Linked DNA regions of Homo sapiens: region 2 is linked to region 1. Evidence: read pairs that join two places in POLR2A ChIA-PET (ENCODE). Cell type or tissue: MCF 10A. All regions are shown on one strand. Links, peaks and the distances in the headings refer to the core of each region. The heading gives the core; the rest is flanking DNA.

Evidence for each region. ChIA-PET counts read pairs that join two places held together with the same protein. Peaks named below come from ENCODE experiments on the same cell type or tissue, not always from the same donor. Only the 100,000 strongest peaks of a DNase experiment are listed, where the experiment ranks them.
Region 2: POLR2A ChIA-PET joins it to region 1 with 5 read pairs; 1 of 35 experiments calls an interaction of 5 or more read pairs at or near these places.

What each region holds. Positions count from the first base shown.
Region 1 is chr20:38,270,299-38,281,525 of GRCh38, forward strand. All of the region lies in intron 1 of LOC149684 (a long non-coding RNA gene), which reads left to right. Among named protein-coding and RNA genes, the nearest start is that of KIAA1755, 15 kb to the left of the region's middle. RefSeq lists a silencer at 9,860-9,969. In MCF 10A, for the core only: no CTCF peak of the experiment used is centred there; a DNase peak (open chromatin) is centred at 5,733.
Region 2 is chr20:37,288,211-37,299,437 of GRCh38, forward strand. MANBAL (mannosidase beta like) reads left to right here and starts at 1,445. Exons shown (of 3, transcript NM_001003897.2): 1 at 1,445-1,476. RefSeq lists enhancers at 1,233-1,342, 1,415-2,319, 3,548-3,657. In MCF 10A, for the core only: no CTCF peak of the experiment used is centred there; DNase peaks (open chromatin) are centred at 6,951 and 7,571.

The sequences.
Region 1 (11,227 bases), core at 3,257-8,256:
GTGCCTTATACAAATGGTGGTAAGGTCTTAAAGGGGAAAAAAGAGCACAAATCAATGGAACCCACTGGAGGTCCAGGAGGGTGGCCCTGAGGGCTTAAGCTGGGATTCAAAGAGAAAACATAAGAAGTCAGGGAAGGCTGGGCTCGGTGGGTCACACCTGTAATCCCAGCTCTTTGGGAGGCTGAGGCAGGCAAATCACGAGGTCAGGAGATCGAGACCATCCTGGCCAACATGATGAAACCCCGTCTCTACTAAAAATACAAAAATTAGCTGGGTGTGGTGGCGCATGCCTGTAATCCCGGCTACTTGGGAAGCTGAGGCAGGAGAATCGCTTGAACCAGGGAGTCGGAGGTTGCAGTGAGCCGAGATTGCGCTGCAGCACTCCAGCCTGGTGACAGAGCAAGACTCCGTCTCAAAAAAACAGAAGAAGAAAAAGTCAGAGAAAAGCATTAAAGTCAGAGGGAACACCACATGCAAAAGGCCTGTGGCAGGAGAGCATGTTGGAGGCAGAAAAAAGCCAGAGAGTGATGGGGACAGGGACACAAGAGGAGGTGGGAGGCATGGGCAAGGCTCCGTAGACCAGAGAGTTTGAATTTTCTCCTTAGAGCCATGAAAACCCATGGGAAGGAATTCAGGAGGGAGTAATATTATCAGATTAGGTTTTTCTTGACCACCCCCCCGCCGGCTGACTCCCTTCAAAAGGTTCCTCCAGTGCCTGGGTGGAGGAGACCGTGGGAGGGGGCAGGGGCTACAGGGAGACCCACCAGCAAGGGGGCTGACATGGGGTGCTGGAGAAGAGTTGGGCTCCAAGGGTGGTGGAAGCCAAAAGCCAGGGCTCTGGGGGGACTTGGGGCTGGATACTCCAAGTCAGGGGACATAGAGGGCTGTGTAGCTCCCCCCAGCACATCCCTGAGCCTCTGGAGAAGTCCTTCATCTCTGGAGTTTCTCTTTCCCTTCCAGTCCAGCCCTTTCTTGTTATTGTAGGACAGACTCCATCGATGACTCATTCAGGACTTGGGTTTCTTGTTCCAGCAGTCTCCCTTCCCCTGATTACTTTGGGCTCCTCTGGGCCTGCAGGCCTCGCCCCTCATCATCTGGGGAGGCAGCCAAGAACCTTGCTGGCTGGGTGAGCTCTACGGAGGAAGGAGCCGGGACCCTCCTAGCTTCAGGCCCCACCCATGCTTTCCTGCCTCTGGTTTTGCTCTCCTCTTTCCCCCGCCAGGGGACCCCTGTTCTGCAAGTCCTGCTCCTCCTTCCAGGACCACCTCCCCTGGGAAGCCCTGCTAGGTGGCCCCGCACAATCTTCTCCACCCTGCTCAGTGGCACCTGTCTTTTTATTCAACCCCCAGGAGCCCACCTTCTGGTGAGTGAGGCAGGGGTGTATTGATGGAACTACAGACACAAATATGGTAGGAACCTAGAGGAGGGAACCAATAACACCCCCTAGAGATTGGGTCAGATGAGGTTTCCCAGAGAAAGGGACATTTACACCTGGGTTTTGAAGGAGGAATAGAAGTTCATCATGGGGAGAAAAATAAGAAGGCATTCCAAGCCAAAGAAACAGTGTGTGCAAGTTATTTCTGTAATGCATGAAAGGGGCCCAGTGCATGTAAATGTTTGTTGAATGAATCAATGTTTGGGGGAACATTGAGAAATTTGGTGTGGCTGCATCAGAGCTTGCAAACTGTCAGTGGATAGGCCAAATCAGGCAAAGAGAAGGTTAAAAAAAAAAGTGAAAATGGAATTAATTCTCAACATCTAAAAATTGGGAGGCTTCACAGACACTCCGGAGCTGGGCAGCATCCTCTGCCTTTAGGCGCATGCTATCCAGCTCACCAGAGTCCCCACCTGGCTCAGTTTACTCATTCATGCTACTCCTTGGGCCCTGTGGACATTTGAATTTGCACCCCTACCTACTTGTTATACTCCTCAAGGTTCTGGACTGTGAGCTACTCACAGGGCCAGGCACACAGCAGGTGCCTAATACATCTTTGTTGGCTAAGTGGATAGATGGTGTGATGATTTTAAAATATGTCCCCAAATTTCTTAACACTCTGGAGCCCCCTTCAGTGTGGGCTGAACTTAGAGACTCCCCTGTAGACAGCCAAATGTAGAAGAAGTAATAGCTTGTGATTTCAGAAACTAGGTCACAAAAGACACTGTGGCTTCTGCCTGGCTGTTTCTTGGATTGCTTGCTATGGGGAAAGCCAGCTGCCATTTTGTTAGGATACTCAAACAGCCCTGTGGAAACACCCAGGTGGCGAGGAACTGAGGCTTCTTCTTGCCAATGGCCGGCACCAACTTGCCAGCCATGTGAGTGAGTCACCTTGGAAGCAGCTTCTCCAGCCCAGTCTAGCCTTAGATGATTGCAGCCCAAGCTGACAGCTTGACTGCAACCTCATGAGAGACCCTGAGTTACAACCACCCAGTGAGGCTGCTTCCAAACACCTGATCTACAGAAACTGTGTGAAACAATAAATGTTTATTGTTGTCTCAGATGCTGAGTTATGAAATAATTTGTTATGTTACGCATCAATAGATAACTAATATGGATGGATGGCTGGGTATCTGGATGGCTGGATAGATTTATATAGAGCGCATTAGGTAATGGAGGAAGTCCCATTGGGAAAGAGGGTCAGAGCCTGGAGAGCCAGAAGAAGTTTGTAATCCCTGGTCATCTCTAAGCTTTAGGGAGGTTATTCAGGCAGCCAGAGGAGGAGAGAGTTAGTGAGTTTTGAAGCCAAGAGGTCATCAGAGGCTAGACCACTCATCCTGGGGAGACAGCCTGCCCTGTGTCTCCAAATCCAGCTTCCTCAAGCAGCAGTTCATACTAGTCCTTCCTACCCTGAGGTCCTGGCTCCATCATTCCTCGGCCCCAGCTGGCCCTCAGAATTGTGGAGGAGGTCAAGACTTCAGCATTTTTCAGAAGCCAAGTCATCCTCCTCACTCAGAGTCTTCTTTGTGTGGAGGAAGCAGTTTCTCGACTGGTGGGGGACTCAGGGCAGGGTCAGTAGCCTTCAGGAACCAGAGGAGGGTATTGAGAAGCTGGGACCCTCTGTGGAGACCCTGCTGGCCCCAAAGGCATGGTGGAGAGCCACAGCCACCAAACATCCATAGGATTAGGTCAGCCCTAAGATCCAGTATATTGGTATTGTTTGAAATGACCCAACACATGTCCTCGGGAAACATATGTACAATGGGCCTGGCACATATGAGAATTTTTTAAGTAAATCAAAACTGCACTGAAATGCCATTTTTCATCTATCACATTGGCAAAATTTCAAAAGCTTGACAATACCTGCTGGTGAGGCTTTGAGCAAATAGCTACTCTTATAAATTGTCAATAATGCCTGTTGGCAATAAAACTTCTAGGAAGGAATTTGTAATATAGAACAAAACAGGATATGCATTTACTCTTTGATCCAGGATATTTACTTCTAGGATTTATCCTAAAGATATAATTCCACAAATATGAAAAATGTGTATGCAAGGTTATTTATTGAGGAATTATTTATAATACAAAATGTTGAAAATACACAAATGCCCATCTGTAGAAAACTGGATGAATAAACTATGGTACCACATGAGAGAATGTTATGCAGCCATGAAGGCAAGAAGGAAGATCTCTGTAAACCTACAGGGAGTGATTTCCAGCATATATTGTTAAACAACAAAATAAGGTAAAAGCAAAATAAAGGACTACCTATACTATGCAAACTTTTAAGAAAATAAAAAAGAAAACATTTATTTATTTACATACATATTTAAATAATTATGCAAAAGAAACCCAGGAAGGATAAATCGGAAACTTATTGCAAATGGTTACTCATAAGAAGTTAGTGGGAATATCAATGGAGAAGAAAGAGATGGGAGTGAGATTCCTCTGAATATATTTGTACAGGATTTTTGACTTTTTAACCATGCAAATATTTTACATTCTCAAAAATAAAATTAAATAAAAAGATAAAAATGTAAACTGTAAACTTATAAACAAAGAGTAAAGAGATGAGCTTAACTAAATGTCAAATAATAATATAGCCACACAAAGAAAATAATTTAAGTAAGTGTAACCACAGGAGTCTAGGTATTTAGTGTTATAATTCTAAAACTACTATCTCTGTGTTGTATGATGGAAGAAATGAGTAAATGTGCTGATGTTTTGGGACTCAGCGTTCTCACTATGGGAAAAGGAAGTCAAAAATATGGAGTGGAGGAAGGATCTGTGGCTATGGCTATGAGTGTTAACTGGAGACATTGATATGAGCAGACCAGGGAAAAGCAACATACCTATAGCAATTAGCACACCCAGGGCCCAGATCTTGTCTCCTAAATGCCATCATTCCCTACTAAACAGAACTAGTGTCCTTAGAAAAATGGCTGATTCCAGGATTGGGCAGGGAAAGTGAATGGTGAACCTGAAGCATCTCATGTCAAAATGCAAGGAAACACTCAATGAATGATGAGGCCAAGTCTAAAGGAGCCAACTTAAAGGGGCTCCCACTAGCCAAAGTCCAGACAATTTGATTCTCAAGAGAAGAACGATGAGGTTTCTCACTGTTGGAGTGAGAGATTACCAACAAGCAAGGGACTAGAATGATCCATGTGGCAATGGATTTGACTTGGAGACAGTAGCTTCCCAATGCAGATAGGTAAGTTGATAGATAGTTGCATACAGAAATGTTTATAGGTATGTGTATATAAAGAAGTTCATATATACATATATTTTCTTGTTCTATCAGCTGAGAACACTTAGAAGCACTGACATTGCAGTAGCAACAAGCACACTTAACATCCAGGTTTTGGTGTCTAATTCCATTCTCCAGTAAAAGAAAACAGGGATCCCTGGAGAAATGGCTGATTCAGGCTGGACATGGTGGCTTATGCCTGTAATCCCAACACATCGGGAGTCTGAGGCAGGTGGATTGCTTGAGCCCAGGAGTTCAGGCCAGCCTGATCAACATGGCGAAACTCTGTCTCTACAAAAAATACAAAAATCAGTTGGGCGTGGTGGCATGTGCCTGTAGTCCCAGCTACTCAGGAAGATGACGTGGGAGGATGGCTTGAGTCTGGGAGGCAGAGGTTGCAGTGAGCTGAGATCACACCACTGCACTCCAGCCTGGGCAACAGAGCAAGATTCTGTCTTAGAGAGAGAAAGAGAGAGAGAGAGAGAGAGAGAGAGAGAGAAATGGGTGATTCAAGCAAGGACTGGGGTAGAAAATGTACAATGTACAAGATGAGCCTGGAGCATCATAAGAAAATGCCTTAAAAAAACAAAGAAATCCACAATGATGGAAGGATGTGAAAGGGACACAGAAAACAACTGAAAGAGCTTCTAATGACCAAAGCTGGATGGAACAACTTGAACAAGAAAATAAAGCATACACTGATATAAATAAATGAGTGCATAAATAAACAGTCACTTGTCCCTTATTGACAGGGATGCTTTCTGATAAATGCATTGTTACAGGGATATGTTCTGATAAATGCACTGTTAGGCAGTTTCGTCATTGTGTGAACGTCAGTGTACTTACACAAACCTAGGTGGTATAGCCAGCTACACATCTAGGCTATATGGTATAGCCTAGTGCTCCTAGGCTACAAACCTGTACACTGTGTTATTGTACTGAATACTGCAGGCAATTGTAACATAATGGTAAGTATTTGTGTATCTAAATATACAAAAGGAACCATTAACATACACTTACCATGAATGAAGCTTGCAAAACAGGAAGTTGCTCTGGGTGAGTCAGTGAGTGAGTCGTGAGTGAATGTGAAGGCCTAGGACATTACTGTACCCTACTGTAGACTTTATAAACATTGTACACTTAGATTACATGGAATTTATACAAATATTTTTCTTTTTCTTTTTTTTTTTGAGACAGAGTTTCGCTCTTGTCACCCAGGTTGGTGTGCAGTGGCACAACCTCGGCTCACTGCAACCTCCGTCTCCTGGGTTCAAGAGATTCTCCTGCCTCAGCCTCCCGAGTAGCTGGAATTACAAATGCCCGCCACCATGCCTGACTAATTTTTGTATTTTTAGTAGAGGTGAGGTGTCACCATGTTGGCCAGGCTTGTCTTGAACTCATGACCTCAGATGATCCACTCGCCTCGGCCTCCCAGAGTGTTGGGATTACAGGCGTGAGCCACCGTGCCAGGCCCTAAAAATATTTTTCTTTCTTTAATAATAAATTAAACTTAGCCGTAAATTTTTTTACTTTCTAAACTTTTTAATTTTTAAAACTTTTGACTCTTTTGTAATAGCAACTTAAAACACCAACACATTAAACCAGTGTACAAAAAATATTTTCTTTCTTTATATCTTTATTCCATAAGCTTTTTTCTATTTTTAAATTTGTTTTAATTTTTAAACATTTTTGTTAAAAACTAAAATGGAAGGCCAGATGCAGTGGCTGGTGCCTATAATCCCAGCACTTTGGGAGGCAGAGGCAGGAGGATAGTTTGAGGGCAGGAGGATAGTTTGAGGCCAGGAGTTCAAGACCAGCCTGGGTAACATAGCAAGACTATCTATTAAAAGAAAAATTAGCTGGGCATGGTGATGCATGCCTGTAGTCTCAGCTAATCTGGAGGCTGATATAGGAGGATGGCTTCAACCCAGGAAGTCAAGACTGCAGTGAGCTAGGATCCCTCCACTGCCTTCCAGCCTGGGCCACAGAGTGACACCTTGTTGCTAAAAATTAAAACAAAAAATAAAAATAACTAAACTGCAAACACAGGCCGGGTGCGGTGGCTCACACCTGTAATCCCAGCACTTTGGGAGGCCAAGGCTGGTGGATTACCTGAGGTCAGGAGTTCAAGACCAGCCTGGCCAACATGGGGAAACTCCATCTCTACTAAAAATACAAAAATTAGCCAGGTGTGGTGGCACAGGCCTGTAATCCCAGCTGCTTGGGAGGCTGAGGCAGGAGAGTCGCTTGAACCCAGGAGGCGAAGGTTGCAGTGAGCCGAGATTGTACCACTGCACTCCAGCCTGGGCGACAAGAGCAAAACTCCATGTCAAAAAAAAAAAAAATGCAAACACACATATTAGCCTAGGCCTACACTGGATCATGATCATCAGTACCACTACCTATCACCTCCACATCTTGTCCTACCGGAAGGTCTAGGCAATGGGAATTTCTCAGCTCCATTATAATCTTACGGGACCACCATCGTTGTTGACCGAAGTGTTATTATGCAGCACATGGCTGTAAGTGTGAGAGATTAGGCAAATTTCCTGTGCAGAAGAATTCCAAATAGTTTATGTAGATACTTCACCCCCAAGAAGACACAGCATAAATAAATAACTTCCACTCCTAAAGTGTGGACTGCACATAGTGACTTCCTTCCAAAAGTTACAGTATGGGAAAGAGGAGAAAGAGTAACTTTACCGTGGAGAAATCTGACAAATATGACCTCGGCCAGGTGATCAAGGCCAATATCAACAGTAATAAATTGTGTTAATGCTACATACTCTTGATATGCTGTGTAAGGATGGGGCGCTTCAGATACAGGCTGCCTTAGACATCTCTATTCTGCCCCCACCTGCCTTGCAAAGATGTCCTCAGGGAGAGAGTAACTGTCTTCTCCAGGGCCACACAGCATGCTGGGAGGGGCAAATACCTGACTGGCCTCTTCACAGCATCAACAGAGTTACCACACCTATTTCACAGAGAAGGTAAGGGGGACCCTGAGGGCTTGTACAATTTGCCCACATCCCCTTACAGTGGTCCAGCTGCAAAAAAAAAAAAAAATAGTAGAGGGGCTCCCCAAACCACACACACCCCAAATAGCCACAGCTTAGCTCAGCTTCCTCCCATCCCTGGATTCTCAGCACTGAGATGTCTCCCTCCCCGACATTCTAGCTTCCTCTCCCTCTTTTCCCACAGGGACGGCCCCTTTCCCTCTATGGCCCCACTTCAGAGCTCTGGGGCTACCCAAGGACACCCCAGGCCTCTTCCTTACGGTATGAACAAAACTGGGCAGATGCTATGGCGGTGGCGCCACGGAGGGGGCCGGGGTCATGTTGCGGCCTCACGCAACAGGCGGCTGGGAGCTTAAGTCATGGTGAAAGGGCTAAATTGTCCTGTGCAGCTGTGCTTGTTTTTCTTCCCCGTTTCAGTCCGCAGCCCTGATAGGGGAGGGGGTAAGCTGGAGGCGGTCACTTTTTTTCCTGCCTGTGTTCCCCCATCCCAGGGAGTCCTCCAAGACTGTCCTCCAGGAGCCTACACGTGCTGCTTTCACCTGGTTTCTTATAAAGCAGAGTCTCGGGTCTGCGGAGTGGGAATGGGTCTTCATGGATCTAGCTGTTGAAACATCAGAATGATCCATGGGGGTGCAATCCAGGCAGACATCTGCCTCCCCCAATAGGATTAGAACCCCAGGGGCTAGGAGCAGAATTGCAGTGTTAATAAACACAGATGGTTAGTTAGACCCAGCTTGACTATACAGATTGAGAAAAACTGGGGCCCAGAGAGGGACAGAGATTGCTCAGGGTCACTGAATAAGACCTATGGCTAAACCTAAGCTAACTCCATTCATTCATTCATTCATTCATTCATTCATTCATAAAAACATTCACTCAGCATTGACTACTTCCGGCCCTTTGCCAAGGGTTTAGCAGGGCGGGAGTTGGCTCACAAGATGCTCACAATAAGCAAGCATGTATACAACAAACATCCTTCAAAAGTGCAGTGACAAGTACTGCAATTGAGATGTCTGAGATACCACAGGAGCCCAGGAAGGGTACTTGACCAGGCAGAGGGGAAGTGGTCAGGGAGGGATGCCTAGGGGAGCTGATAACACAAGCAGAATCCTAAAGGAGCCATAGAATATATCTATGCAAATGGCCAGGCACTGTGGCTCATGCCTATAATCTCAGTACTTTGGGAGGCTGAGGCTGAAGGTTGTTTGGGAGGCCAGAAGTTTGAAACCAGCCTGAGGAAGGAGTTGGTTGAACTTGTTTGTTTGAGACCAGAGAAGCAAGACGTCATCTCTACAGAAAATACAAAATTAGCTGGGCATGGTGGTGTGCACCTAGCTACTTGGAAGGCTGAGGTGGGAGGATGGCTTGAGTCTAGGTGGTTGAGGCTTCAGTGAGCTATGATTGTGCCACTGCACTTCAGCCTGGGCAACAGAGTGAGACTCCATCTCTGGAAAATATGTGTACAAATAATTTTTTTAATTAAATGAAAATTTGAAAAACAAAGGAGGAAGGACCCTCCAGGCAGGAGGATCAGCATGAGCAGAGGTTTGGAGGTAAGAGCGGTGTGGGTGGGCAGCAAAAAGCAGTTCAGTGTTGCAGGAGCCCAGATTTGTGTGGCAGGAAGAGGCAAGAAGTTTATTGCACCTGCTGAGTGCTTACTATATGCAGGGCCCTATTCAGGCACTGGGTTTAGGCACCATGAGCAAATGTACACAAAGCCCCTGCCCTCATGGCTCTTCCATTCTAGGGGAAAGACAAGAAAAAAACCAAACCAATAAGCAAACCAAGGCATAATATTCATGAGGAGGTAAGTGCTGAGGGGGGAAATAATGCAGAGTAAGGGGCTCCTATTTCATGACAGGTAGCCAGAAAAGGCGTCTTGATGAACACATCCTTAGCGGAGACCTGAAGGAGGCAAGGTAGTGAGTGGCGAAGCATTTGGGTAAAGCATGTTCAAGGAGGAGGGAGCAGTGAGCACAAAGGTCCTGAGGCCTGAGCAAGGTGAGGCTGGAGAAGGTTGGCAGGAGCCAGTTCAAAAAAGGACCTTACATGACATGCTAAGAAGTCACTTTCCTCTTCTTCTAGTAAAGTATAAGAAGCCAGTGTTGGGGCTTTGTGTTAGTCCATTCTCACACTGCTATAAAAAAATCCCCAGCTGGGTGCAGTGACTCATGTCTGTAATCCTAGCACTTCGGGAGGCCAAGGCAGGCAGATCACTTGAGGTCAGAAGTTCAAGACAAGCCTGGCCAACGTGGCAAAACCCCATCTCTACTAAAAATACAAAAATTAGCCAGGCATCATGTCACAGGCCTGTAATCCCAGCTACTTGAGAGGCTGAGGCAGAAGAATCGCTTGAACCTGGAAGGAGGTTACAGTGAGCTGAGATCGTGCCACTGCACTCCAGCCTGGTGATAGAGCAAGACTCCATCTCAAAAAAAAAAAAAAGAAGAAGAAGAAGAAGTAGAAATACCTGAGACTGGTAATTTATACAAGAAAGAGGTTTATTAACTCATAGTTTTACATTGCTGGAGAGGACTCAGGAAATTTACAATCATGGTGGAAGGCAAAGGAGAAGCAGGCACCTTCTTTACAGGGTGACAGGATGAAGTGAGTGCCAAGCGAAGCGGGAAGAGCCCCCTTATAAAACCATCAGGCACACACTCACTATCACAAGAACAGCATGGGGGAAACTGCCTGCATGATCCAATTACCTCCACCTGGTCCTGCTCTTGAAATATGGGTATTATGGGGATTATAATTCAAGATGAAATTTTGGGTAGGGACACAGCCAAACCATATCATTCTACCCCTGGCCCCTTCCAAATTTTATATCCTCACATTTCAAAGCACAATCGTGTCTTCCCAACAGTCCCCCAAAGTCTTAATTCATTCCAGCATTAACCCAAAAGTCCAAGTCCAAAGTCTCATCTGAGACAAGGCAAGGCCCTTCTGCCTATGAGCCTGTAAAATCAAAACCAAGTTAGTTACTTCCTAGATACAATGGGGGTCCAGGCATTGGGCAAATACACCCATTCCAAATGGGAGAAATCGGCCAAAAAGAGGGGCTACAGGCCCCATACAAGTCTGAAATCCAATAGGGTAGTCATTAAACCTTAAAGTTTACTATGTAAACTTTAAGTAAACCAAAATGATCTCCTTTGACTCCATGTCTCACATCTAGGTCATACTGATGCAAGGGGTGGGCTTCCAAAGCCTTGGGCAGCTCTGCCCCTGTGGCTTCAGAAGGTACAGCCCCCTTCTCAGCTGCTTTAGTTGACTGTCATTGAGTGCCTGTGGCTTTTCCATGTGCATGGTGCAAGCTGTCAGTGGATCTACCATTCTAGGATCTGGAGGACAGTGGCCCTCTTCTCACAGCTCCACTAGGTGGTGCCCTAGTGGGAACTCTATGTAGGGGCTCCAACCCCACATTTCCCTTCCACACTGCCCTAGCAGAGGCTCTCCATGAGGGTTCCAACCCTGCAGCAGACTTCTGCCTGGACATCCAGGCATTTCCATACTTCCTCT
Region 2 (11,227 bases), core at 3,861-8,860, 980 kb before region 1:
TGGCAAGTTGGAGCTGGTTGTTGGCAGGCAGCTCAGTTACTCCCCATGCGAGCCTCTCCATAGGACTGCTTGAGTGTCTTCACAACATGGATTCCCCATGAGCAATCAAGACAGAGGAAAGAGGAAGTTGCAATGTCTTTTATGACTTTATCTTGGAACTCGTGCTCCAAGATTTCCGCAATATCCTATGGGTTATACAGGTCAGTCTTATTCTTGGTGGGAGGTGACTACAGAGGGGTATGGATATCAGGAGCCAAGAATCGTCAGGGTTTATGGTGGAGGCTGGTTATCACACTCTCATCTAGGTTTCTTTTTCTCCTACTACTTGCCCCCCACCCCTTCTTAATCATGGAACACTGTTCTTTGCCTTCAAAAAACTTATCCTGTTATATGATTACACATTCATTTAATTAGTCTGTCTCCCTCCAACGGACTGTAAGCACCACAAGGGCAGAGACTGTATGTGTCTGCTTTAGCACTGTGTCCTCAGTTACAAGGACAAAGCATAGAGTACGCGCTCAGTGAATGCTTTTTGAATGAATTATAATGATTTGCTTCTGTCTGAATTACAAGAGGTGTTTCTGTTTGTCTCCTCTCTGCATTGTAGGCTCCTAGCTCAGGACCTGGCATAAAATTAAGGAAATGAACGTGAGAAACACTTTTGAAATAGTGACAACACATCCAGATGAACATTTTGCAGGACAGCTACACACCCGTTTTAGCTCACCAGCTACCAGTTGTGACTGTGCTCTGCTCTGGGAGATGGCTTAGCTTTGCATAGGACAAAATTCTAATCTAGTTTCGCGCAGTTCTTACGAATTTGTTACAATGAGACGGGCCAAGCTATACAGCCCATTGCGATGAATAAGTAACTTTTTTTTTTTTTTTTTTTTTTTTTTGAGGAAGAGTCTCATTCTGTCGCCCAGGCTGGAGTGCAGTGGCGCGATCTCGGCTCACTGCAACTTCTGCCTCCCGGGATTCAAGAGATTCTCTTGCCTCAGCCTCCCAAGCAGCTGGGATTACAGGCGCCCGCCACCACGCCCGGCTAATTTTTGTATTTTTGGTAGAGACGGGGTTTCACCATGTTGACCAGGCTGGTCTCGAACTCCTGACCTCAAGTGATCCGTCCGCCTCGGCCTCCCAAAGTGCTGGGATTACAGGCGTGAGCCACCGTGCCCAGCCCCGAGAAGTAATTTCTTTTGTTTTCTTTTTAATTAAACAAAAATGTTGCTGAAACGAGCTGAGTGATATAGGAGCTTAAAGAATTGACAAGCTCTAGATTTCATTTCCCCAAACCTCTTTGTCCAGCTCGAACCCACAGAACAGGGACAAAAGTCGACAAAACCCAGCGGTGCCTCACCCAGAAACCTGGCAACGCGGGCGGAACAGAGCCGGTTGGTTGCTCAGTGCGCGTCACTTCCGGGACTCAGGGTCGCAGGGAACTACTTCCGGGGGAGCGGCGCGGCGGCGCGGGAGGTGAGTGCCGCAGCTTTGCGGTGGGGTGGGAACCGAGAGAGAGCCGTCCTCGGTGCGGTGGCCTGGCTTTCCCGGCCGGCCTGTCTCCAGCGGCGCCGCTTGGTGGGCCCGGCTGTCGCTCCGCTCAGGGCCTGAATACGTTCCCTCGGCGGTTGTTCGAAAGTTACTTCCGGAGGGGAATTTGAGCCCCCCGGGAGGCGGAGGGCCTCGCCTGGGGCAGCCCTGCGCTTTCGTGCGGAGGCTGGGCCAGAACCCAGGGCTCCTCATGGCCTGGTCCGGGCCTTTCCTCCCACGGGTGGAGCAGTAGGAGAACCCTGAGCTCCAGAGTGAATCTGGCCAGGGTTCGAATCCGTATGGCTCTCTTACCGTGGGCAAGTCACGGTTCCTCTCTGGCCCTCAGTTTCGTCTTCTAAAATGGACATACACGCTTGTACTGCGGGGTAAACCGAGGTGGTGAATGTAAAGCCCTTAGTAGGTGCACAGTCCATGTTTGTTGTACGAATTCTAAGAGAAGCGAGAAATGAATATGAGAAACATTTTTAAAATGGTGACAACACATTTAGATTAATAATTATATTTTGCAGGGCATCTGCACACCAGTTTCAGCCCACCGGCTACCAGTGTGACTTTGCCCAGAGAGGTGGCTTAGCTTTGCATTCTAATCTAGTTTTGCGTGGTTCTTAGGAATTTGTTTTAATGGGACGGGCCAGGCTGTACAACCCATTGCCATAAAGCGGTAACTTCTTTTTCTTTCCTTTTTTTTTTTTTAAAGCCATTCTATTTATTTATTTAGAGACGGAGTCTCTCTCTCGTCCACGCTGAAGGGCAGTGGCGGGATCTTGGCTCACTGCAACCTCCGCTTCTTGGGTTCAAGCGATTCTCCTGCCTCAGCTTTCCGAATAGCTGGGATTACAGACGTGTGCCACCACGCCCGGCTAATTTTTGTATCTTTAGTAAAGACAGGGTTTCACCATGTTGGCCAGGCTGGTCTCAAACTCCCGACCTCAGGTGATCCACCCGCCTCGGCCTCCCAGAGTGTTGGGATTATAGGCGGGAGCCACCACACCCGGCTTTTTTTTCTTTTTAATTAAAAAAAAGTTGAAATAGAGATGGAGTCTCACTATGTTTTCCTGCCTGGTCTTGAACTCCTGGAGGCAAGATATCCTTCCTCCTGGACCTCCCAAAGTGTTTGGGATTACTGGCAAGAGCCACTGTGCCTGGCCTAAAACAGTAACTTCTGACACTGGTTTCTATTCCCCAGTCTGTTTTCAGCTGAATTTTCACAATAGAATTTAAAGTTACTTCATTAGAAGCCAAGAATGGCCTACCAGCACAGTACACAACATTGGGAGATGAAGGCCTGTGGCAGTCGTGAAATCTGAGTTTTTCAGTCTTAAGAGAAGATTTAGTATTTGCTAAGTCTTGAGAGCTATACTTGTCTCAGTGGTTTTTTATTTATTTGTTTTGAAATGTTGACCCATTCTTTTTTTCCCCAATAACCTTTTTGTTTTAGAATAATTTTAGATTTACAAAGTTATCGCAAAGATACTTCAGTGAGTGCCCATATAGCCCACGTTTCCCCTATTACTAATATCTGAAATGTCACAATTACTGAACCAATATTGATACATTATTATTAACTCTAATCTGTACTTTATTCACATTTCCTTAGTTTTTCCCTAATGTCCTTTTTCTGTCCTGGTATTATCCAGGGCACCCTATTACATTTAGTCATCATATCTCTTTAGGCTCATCATCTCTGTGATCGTTTCTCAGACTTCCCTTGTTTTAGATGAACTTGAGGGTTTTGAAGATAGTACTGACTGGTCAGATATTTTGCAGAAGGACCTTTAATTAGGATTTGCCTGTTTTTGACATGAGTAAGATCAGGGTAATGGGTTTTTGGGGAGGAGGACCACTGATAGGGTTCGGCTGTGTCCCCACCCAAATCTCATCTTGAATTGTAGCTCCCATAATCCCCCCATGTTGTGGGAGGGTCCTGGTGGGAGACAATTGAATCATGGGGGTGGGTCTTTCCCATGCTATTCTCCTGATAGTGAATAAGTCTCAGGAGATCTGATGGTTTTATAAAGGGCAGTTCCCCTGCACACACTCTCTTGCCTGCTGTCACATAAGACATGCCCTTGCCTCCCCTTTGCCTTTTGCCGTGATTGTGAGGCCTACCCACCCATGTGGAACCGTGAGTCCGTTAAACCTCTTTTTCTTTATTAATTACCCAGTCTCGGGTATTTCTTCAAAGTGGTATGAAAATGGACTAATCCAACCACAGAAGTAAAGTGCTATTCTCATCACATCATATCAAGGGTACATACTATCGATATGAGTTATCATTGTTGACATCTGTTAGCTTGAGCCACCTGGCTTGAGGTAGTAGTCAGGCTTTTCCAGTGTAGAGTTACTTTTCCTCCTGCACTTTCCGCACTGTACTTTTGGAGAAAGTCATTATGTACAGCACACATTTAAGGAGTGTGGAATTATGCCCCATGCTTAAAGGCAGAGTATATAATGCAAATTATTTGGAGTTCTCTGTGGGAAATTTGTCTGTTCCCCTATTTTTTGCTTACAGAGTCATATATTTGTATCGGTGTGAACTCATGGATTTGTTTTGTTTTGAGACAGGGTCTCCCGCTGTCGCCCAGGCTGGAGTGCAGTGGTGCAGTCTTGGCTCACTGCAACCTCCACCTCCCGGGTTTAAGTGATTCTCCTGCCTCAGCCTCCTGAGTAGCTGGGATTACAGGCACCTACCACCATGGCTGGCTAATTTTTGTATTTTTAGTAGAGAGAGTTTCACCATGTTGGCCAGGCTGGTCTTGAACTCTTGACCTCAGGTGATCCACCTGCCTTGGCCTCCTGATTACAGGAATCCCCTCTCCTGGGATTACAGGCGTGAGCCACCATGCCGGGCCTGAACTCATGGATGTTTATTTTATACTTTGGACCAGAATCCAGTACTACTTTATTTTGTTGCTGAAATTGTTCCTCCATTGGCCATTGGGAGCTCTTCCACTTGGCTCCTGTATCCCTTTGACATATCCCCCTCTATATGTTTTGCTTTGTTTTGTTTTGTTGAGCACTTTCTTTCTATTCCAGACTCATCTGGTATGTTTCTGCCCCAGTCCTAGAATTAGCCATTTCCCAAGGAGCCCTGGCTCCTTTTATTGGAGAATGGCCCAGAAAACAAGATCTGGGCTCTAGGTATGCTCAGTGCTTCTCAGTGTCCTTGCTTCTAGGCCTTCGCAGTGGACAGAGTAAGAGACATACGTATATATGCACAGATCTAGAAGTATTTCCATATATAACCACCTGTATCTACGTTCAGCTAAACATAACTGATGTCCAACTCTTATCCATGACTGCATGGATTGTTCTAGCTTGGCAGTCCCCAACCTTTTTGGCACCAGGGACCGGTTTCATGGAAGACAATTTTTCCACAGACCTGGGGGTGGGGATGGTTTTGGGATGATTCAAGTGCATTACATTTATTGTGCACTTTATTTCTGTTACTATTACATTGTAATATATAATGGAATGATCATACAACTCACCATAATGTAGAATCAGTGGGAGCCCTGAGCTTGTTTTCCTACAACTAGACAGTCCCGTCTGGGGGTGATGGGAGACAGTGACAGATCATCAGGCATTAGATTCTCATAAGGAGCACACAGCCTAGATCCCTCACATGCACAGTTCACAATAGGGTTCGTGTTTCTATGAGAATCTAATGCAGCCGCTGATCTGATAGGAGGTGGAACTCAGACGGTAATGTGAGTGATGGGGAGCGGCTGTAAATATAAAAGAAACTTCGCTTGCTCACCTGCTGCTCACCTCCTGCTGTGCGGCCTGGTTCCTAACAGGCCATGGACTGGTACTGGTCTGTGGCCTGGGGGTTGGGGACCTGTGTTCTAGCTTCCTTCTCTTGCTTGTCTGTAACCTCCCACTCCACCTGTGACAAACCCGACTCCCACCATTCACCATACATTTACTTAATTGTTCCATTTAGCATACATGTATGGTGGTTTTAGAATTGCTCCCCCGATCCCCTGTGGGAAACAACTTATCAGCTAGAGTACAGTGTGTACGTGCAGTTCCTTTTGCCTTCAGTCTTACAGGCTCCACTCGTTTTCAAAGTTACTTAGGTCAGCACCCTATTCCCCCACTACCCTTTCAGTGAAGTTGTTTAATACATTTGGATTCAGAATGTCACATTCTGCATTCCATCCTGGAACACCCTGACTTCATGCGTGTGTATGTTGGTGTGTTTTAAAAACTGGGTCTCACTATGTTGCCCAAGCTGGTCGCAAACTGCCGGGCTCAAGCAATCCTCCTGCCTTGGCCTCTCACAGTTCTGGGATTATGGGTGTGAGCCACTGTGATGGCCTTCCTATGTCTTTTTAAAAATATTTGCATACATTAAACTTTACTCTTTGTGCTGTCAAGATTTTTGGGTTTTGACAAATGCTTAATATTTTGTATTCCTAATTATAGTGTCATACAGGATAGTTTCCCCTTCTTCAGGGATTATTTTTAACTTCTTTCAGATTTCACCTCAGCATTCCTGTTGGCCTTCACCAAAATATATCTGTAAGCTGAGAATTTACCACCTCCACAGCTACCACCCTGGTGCAAATGTGTCTTTTGACTGTTAAAGTAGCCTCTTCACTGGTCTCCTTGCTTTCAGTCTTGTCCCCTACAGTCTGTTGTCAACAAAGCAGCCAGAGGGATCATTTTGAAATGAGTGAGACCATGTGATTTCTTTGCTAAGAACCTTCCAGTAGTTCCCTTTTCACTCAGAGACTGGCCAGAGTCCTCATAATGGCCTGCAGCTTGCTTACTTGACTGTTCTTGATCATGATGCTTATTCCTGCCTCAGGGACTTGGCCCTTGCCGTCCCTCCATCCTGGGATACTCTGGCAGATGTTTAAATGACTTCTTCCTTTGCTTTCTTCTTTCCTCTGTTGAAATGTCACCTTTGCAGAGAGGCCCTTCCCCGACCACCTCATATTAAATAGTACTATCCTCTTCTTCCTTCCTGTATGTATTGTAATACTCACCCCTGACATTGCATGTGTATGTGTGTATGTGAGTACTTCTAACTGAATGGAAACTCCGTGGCAGGGATTAGACCAGTGCCTGGCACATAGTAGATTCACAATAAATATTTGTCCAATGAATTAATGTCTTACGTCACCAGTGTCTGGCATTCAGGGGTGAACTTCGCAGTGTCCAGTAACCTCATGAAATTATTTGCCACGTTCAGTAATAATTAATTATGCACCTTTTGTTAAATTCTGATGGGGTATGAAAGTCCCCTGGTGTATAAAAACCTCTACCTGTAAGCAAGTCTGGAGCAGGACAGGGCTAGAGACCAGGATAGCAGCTCTGCCCTGACTCATCAGGAGAGTCTAGGGAAACCTCGTGGCCTCTCAGCTCCTCCTTGTCGTTAAATGATGACTCTGTTGGTTGAGGCATCTGCTCTTGCTTTCGAGGTGGGAAACAGAGGCATAGGCTTAGTCATTTACCAAATATTTATGAGTCAGGACCTGGAATAAACTCAAGATGTACCCAAGATCCTTGCTGTTCAAGAGATTACAATGGATCAAATAGAAAACAGTAGATTCCAGTGTAATATTTCTCAAACAATAAGAAATAACATTCTAAAATTTGATCCAGCACATGCATGCTCAGATGTAGATGGATGTTGAAAAAGCTTCAGGATATAATACCGGCCCTTAATGTGATACTCTTTGATATTTTCTATTGTTATTTACCTACTTAAATAAAGTGCTGGCTAATAAAAAATGCTGGTTGCAGCCCCCTAAATGGTTTTCCTGGCTCACTAATGGGCCACAGCCTGCAGTTTGAAAACGATTGACATACTGGGTAAGCGCCCTGACTCTGGGGAAGCCAGCCCCTTTGAATCTTGCCTTTGCCACTTATCAGCCAGGTTATCCCTGGGTAGGTCATATAACCTCTCCAAGCCTTGGTTTCCTCATCCTCATTAGTAATACCACCTCCCAGTGTGGTGGTGAAGTATGCGAGTTGCTGCCTGTAAAGTGCTGTTCGCAACACCTGGCCGTTCATTTGCCGACTGCTGCTGCTGCTGGAACAATGGCCAGGGAACAAAACCTGTCACAGCCAGTCGAAGGGGTGTCTCCTAGTTGAGATCTGCAGGATGAATAGGACTTGTTTGACTTTGGTCATCAGGAAAGGAAAGCCCAGAAATACTGGCAGGAGGGCTGGGAAGTAAAGCACAGAGGTGCAGAGAGAACTAGATGAGAGCCGTACGGCGCACAGTGTGTGTAGAGCAGTTTATGTTTCCAGAACCTTTTCACAACCACCCTCCTGTTACACCTGTGCTGTCCAGTAGGGAACCTTTGGCCACATGTGGCTTTTTATTGTTAATTAGTTAAATAAAATGAAAAATTCAGTTTCTCTGTAACATTTAAGTTTTCAACAGCCACATGTGGCTGGTGGCTACCATTTGGAGAACACAAATACAGAACATTTCCATCACTGCAGAAAGCTTTATTGGACAGTATGACATTATACCCTAACAAAAGTCTTGTGAAGGAAGTAGGTAGGGCATAGATTTTTCTTAGATACTTTATTGTTTCATAACATTCCAAAAAATTAAAACTCATGACTTATTCACCTTAACAGCAACTATTTATGTTTCTGTAGCATCTTTTGATCTTTAGCCCATGAAATCAGCTTATAGATGGTTCCAATCATAGTGTTTATACAATTGCTTATTTTTTTCAATTACTGTTACTTTGCAAAGACTTTCCACTGACCTGATACACAATGTTTATATTTGCCGGGTTAGTGAAGAGGGATTATGCCATGATGTACCATCACTGGGTTAACTGCTTCCTGATTGTTGGACGCCTGGGTTGCTTCCTGTTTTTCAGTATTATGAATAGTGCTGCCATGAACTTTTTTGTACCTGAAGGCTTTTTCTTCTTTTGAATTGTTTCCTTACTATAAATTCTAGGAAGTAAGTTATTCAGTCAAAGGATATAATCACTTTTATGGCTCTTGTTATATTTTGTCTAATTGCCATTTTTTAAAAAAAGGCCTAAATGTATTATAGGTATCATTGTTGCTTGGCTCATGAGAACATCCCGTCTCCAGAGGTCAAGAGATTATTAGCCCAAAGTGTAGCTACTTGCAGATAGAGCAGGGGCTTTTGTCCTCTGCTTCCCAACTCTTGCCCTATCTTTCTATTGTACCACTCCAAATATTTCTTATCACAATGTTGCTGTTAGTAGTAACACTAGTAAATCTGAGTATTTATAAGCTCATAAAGCTTGTTACAGCCTTAAGCAAAAAGCTTGGGGCCAAGGGCGTTTTAAAAAATGCACACTTTATGAGGTGCAACTGCGGAGAAATGAGGACGCGTTCTTAAGCTTTGGTATTCACATGGTGGTGGTGCTGGTAGAGGCTGTTACATTTCTTCCAGTGAAGCTGTTCTTGCAGCCGCCTTGGAATTCACTTCAGGGCCAGTTTATGAGCCACCCCAAGTAATCTGCTTGGAGTCTGAGCATCATACCTTGTATTTGACCAAAAATGGTATTCCTGAGCTCAGTGCCACCTGATTCACTGCACTTGGAACCAGATGATGTTGGGCTCTTTCCAGAAGTCAAATCCTTCCTGGGAGGATGAAGATCTGCCAGCTCTGAGGATTCTGGCTGGGAAGAAAAAGAGCCTCAAGCTTTGAAGGCCATTCCCATGGTAGACAGAGCTGATGTGAAAAGTGGCCATCCTGTTGCCCCAGGCACATGACCTTCTGAAGTGACCAGGCTGAAAGGGAAGCAATACTCGTGTGTAAGTCCGGCTCTGTTTACTTACGAAGGTTGTTTTTATTATTCTTCGGTTACTTCATGTTGGAAACATGGTGCAAAGCAGTGAAGCAGCAGAGCCAAGGTGGCGGCAGGCCTTTTTTTTTTTTTGAGATGGAGTTTCACTCTTGTTGCCCAGGCTGGAGTGCAGTGGCGTGATCTCGGCCCACTGCAACCTCCGTCTCCCGAGTTCAAGCGATTCTCTTGCCTCAGCCTCCCAAGTAGCTGGGATTACAGGCACCTGCCACCATGTCCGGCTAATTTTTTTGTATTTTTATTAGAGACGGGGTTTCTCCATGTTGGTCAGGCTGGTCTCAAACTCCTGACCTCAGGTGATCTGCCCACCTCAGCCTCCCAAAGTGCTGGGATTACAGGCGTGAGCCACTGCGCCCTGTGAGGCAGGTCTTTAGGATTGTCTCTACCCCAGGGCTTCCCCACAGAAATATAATACAGACTATGTATAATTTTACATTTTCCAGTAGCCACATTTAAAAAGCAAAAAGGGATGATGCCTGTAATCTCAACACTTTGGGAGGCTGAGGCAGGAGGATCACTTGAGCATAAGAGTTTGAGGCTACAGTGAGTTATGTTTGTGCCATTGTACTCCAGCCTGGGTGACAGAGTGAGACCCTGTCTCTAAATAAATAAATAAATAAATGGGTAAAAAGAAACAGATTTTTAAAAAATTGTGACAAAATATATGTAACAAATTTACCATTTTAACCATTGTTAAGTTTACAATTCAGTGGTATTTGCAGTGTTGTATAACCGTCATCACTGTCTATTTCTAGAACTTTTTCATCTTTGCAAACTGAAACTCTGTACCCAGTAAACAATATCTCCCCATTTCCCTTCCCTCCAGCCCTTGGTAACCTCAATTCTACTTTCTGTCTCTGAATTTGCCTATTCCAGGTACCTCATATAAGGGGACTCATACAATATTTGTCCTTTTGTGTCTAGCTTATTTCATATATATTTATTCAAAGCTCATAATGTTTTCAAGGTTCATTCATGTTGTAGCATGTATCAGAATTTCATTTCCTTTATGGCTGAGTAATACTCCATTGTATGTATATACTACGTTTTGCTTATCCATTCATCTGTTTATGGACTCTTAGTTGTTTCCATCTTTTGGCTATTGTGAATAATGCTGCTATGAACATTAGTATCTTGAGTCCTTGCTTTCAATTCAATTTTTTTTTTTTTTTAAACAGGATCTCTCACCCCGTCACTCAGGGTGGCGCAATCACGACTCATTGGCTCACTGCAGCCTAGACCTCCCAGCTGGAGCAATTCTCCTGCCTCAGCCTTCTGAGTAGCTGGGACTACAGGTGTGTACCACCATGTCCGGCTAATTTTTAAATTTTTTATAGCAACAGGGTCCCACTCTGTTGCCCAGGCTGGTTTCAAACTCCTGGGTTCAAGTGATGCTTCTGCCTTGGCCTGTCAAAGTGTTGGGCTTACACTTTGGGCGTAACCCACCATGCCCAGCCAATTATTTTTTACGTGTATTTTTTGGTGGCAGGGTGGGGTGGGGGCAGGGTCGGGTGGGGGCAGGGTCTCGCTCTGTCACCCAGGCTGGAGTGCAGTGGCGTGATCGTGGCTCACTGCCTTAAGCTCCTGGGCTCAAGTGATCCTCCCACCTCAGCCTCTCGAGTAGCTGGGAATACAGGAGTGAGCCACCACTCCTGCCTAATTTATTATTTTTTTTGTAGAGATGGGGTCTCGCTGTGTTGTCCAGGCTGGTCTCAAACTCCTGAGCTCAAGTGATCTGCCCACCGTGGCCTCCCAAAGTGCTGAGATTATAGGCGTGAGCCACTGCAATCGTTTCAGCATGTAATCAATATGAAAACATTATGAATGAGATAGATTACATTCTTATTTTCATA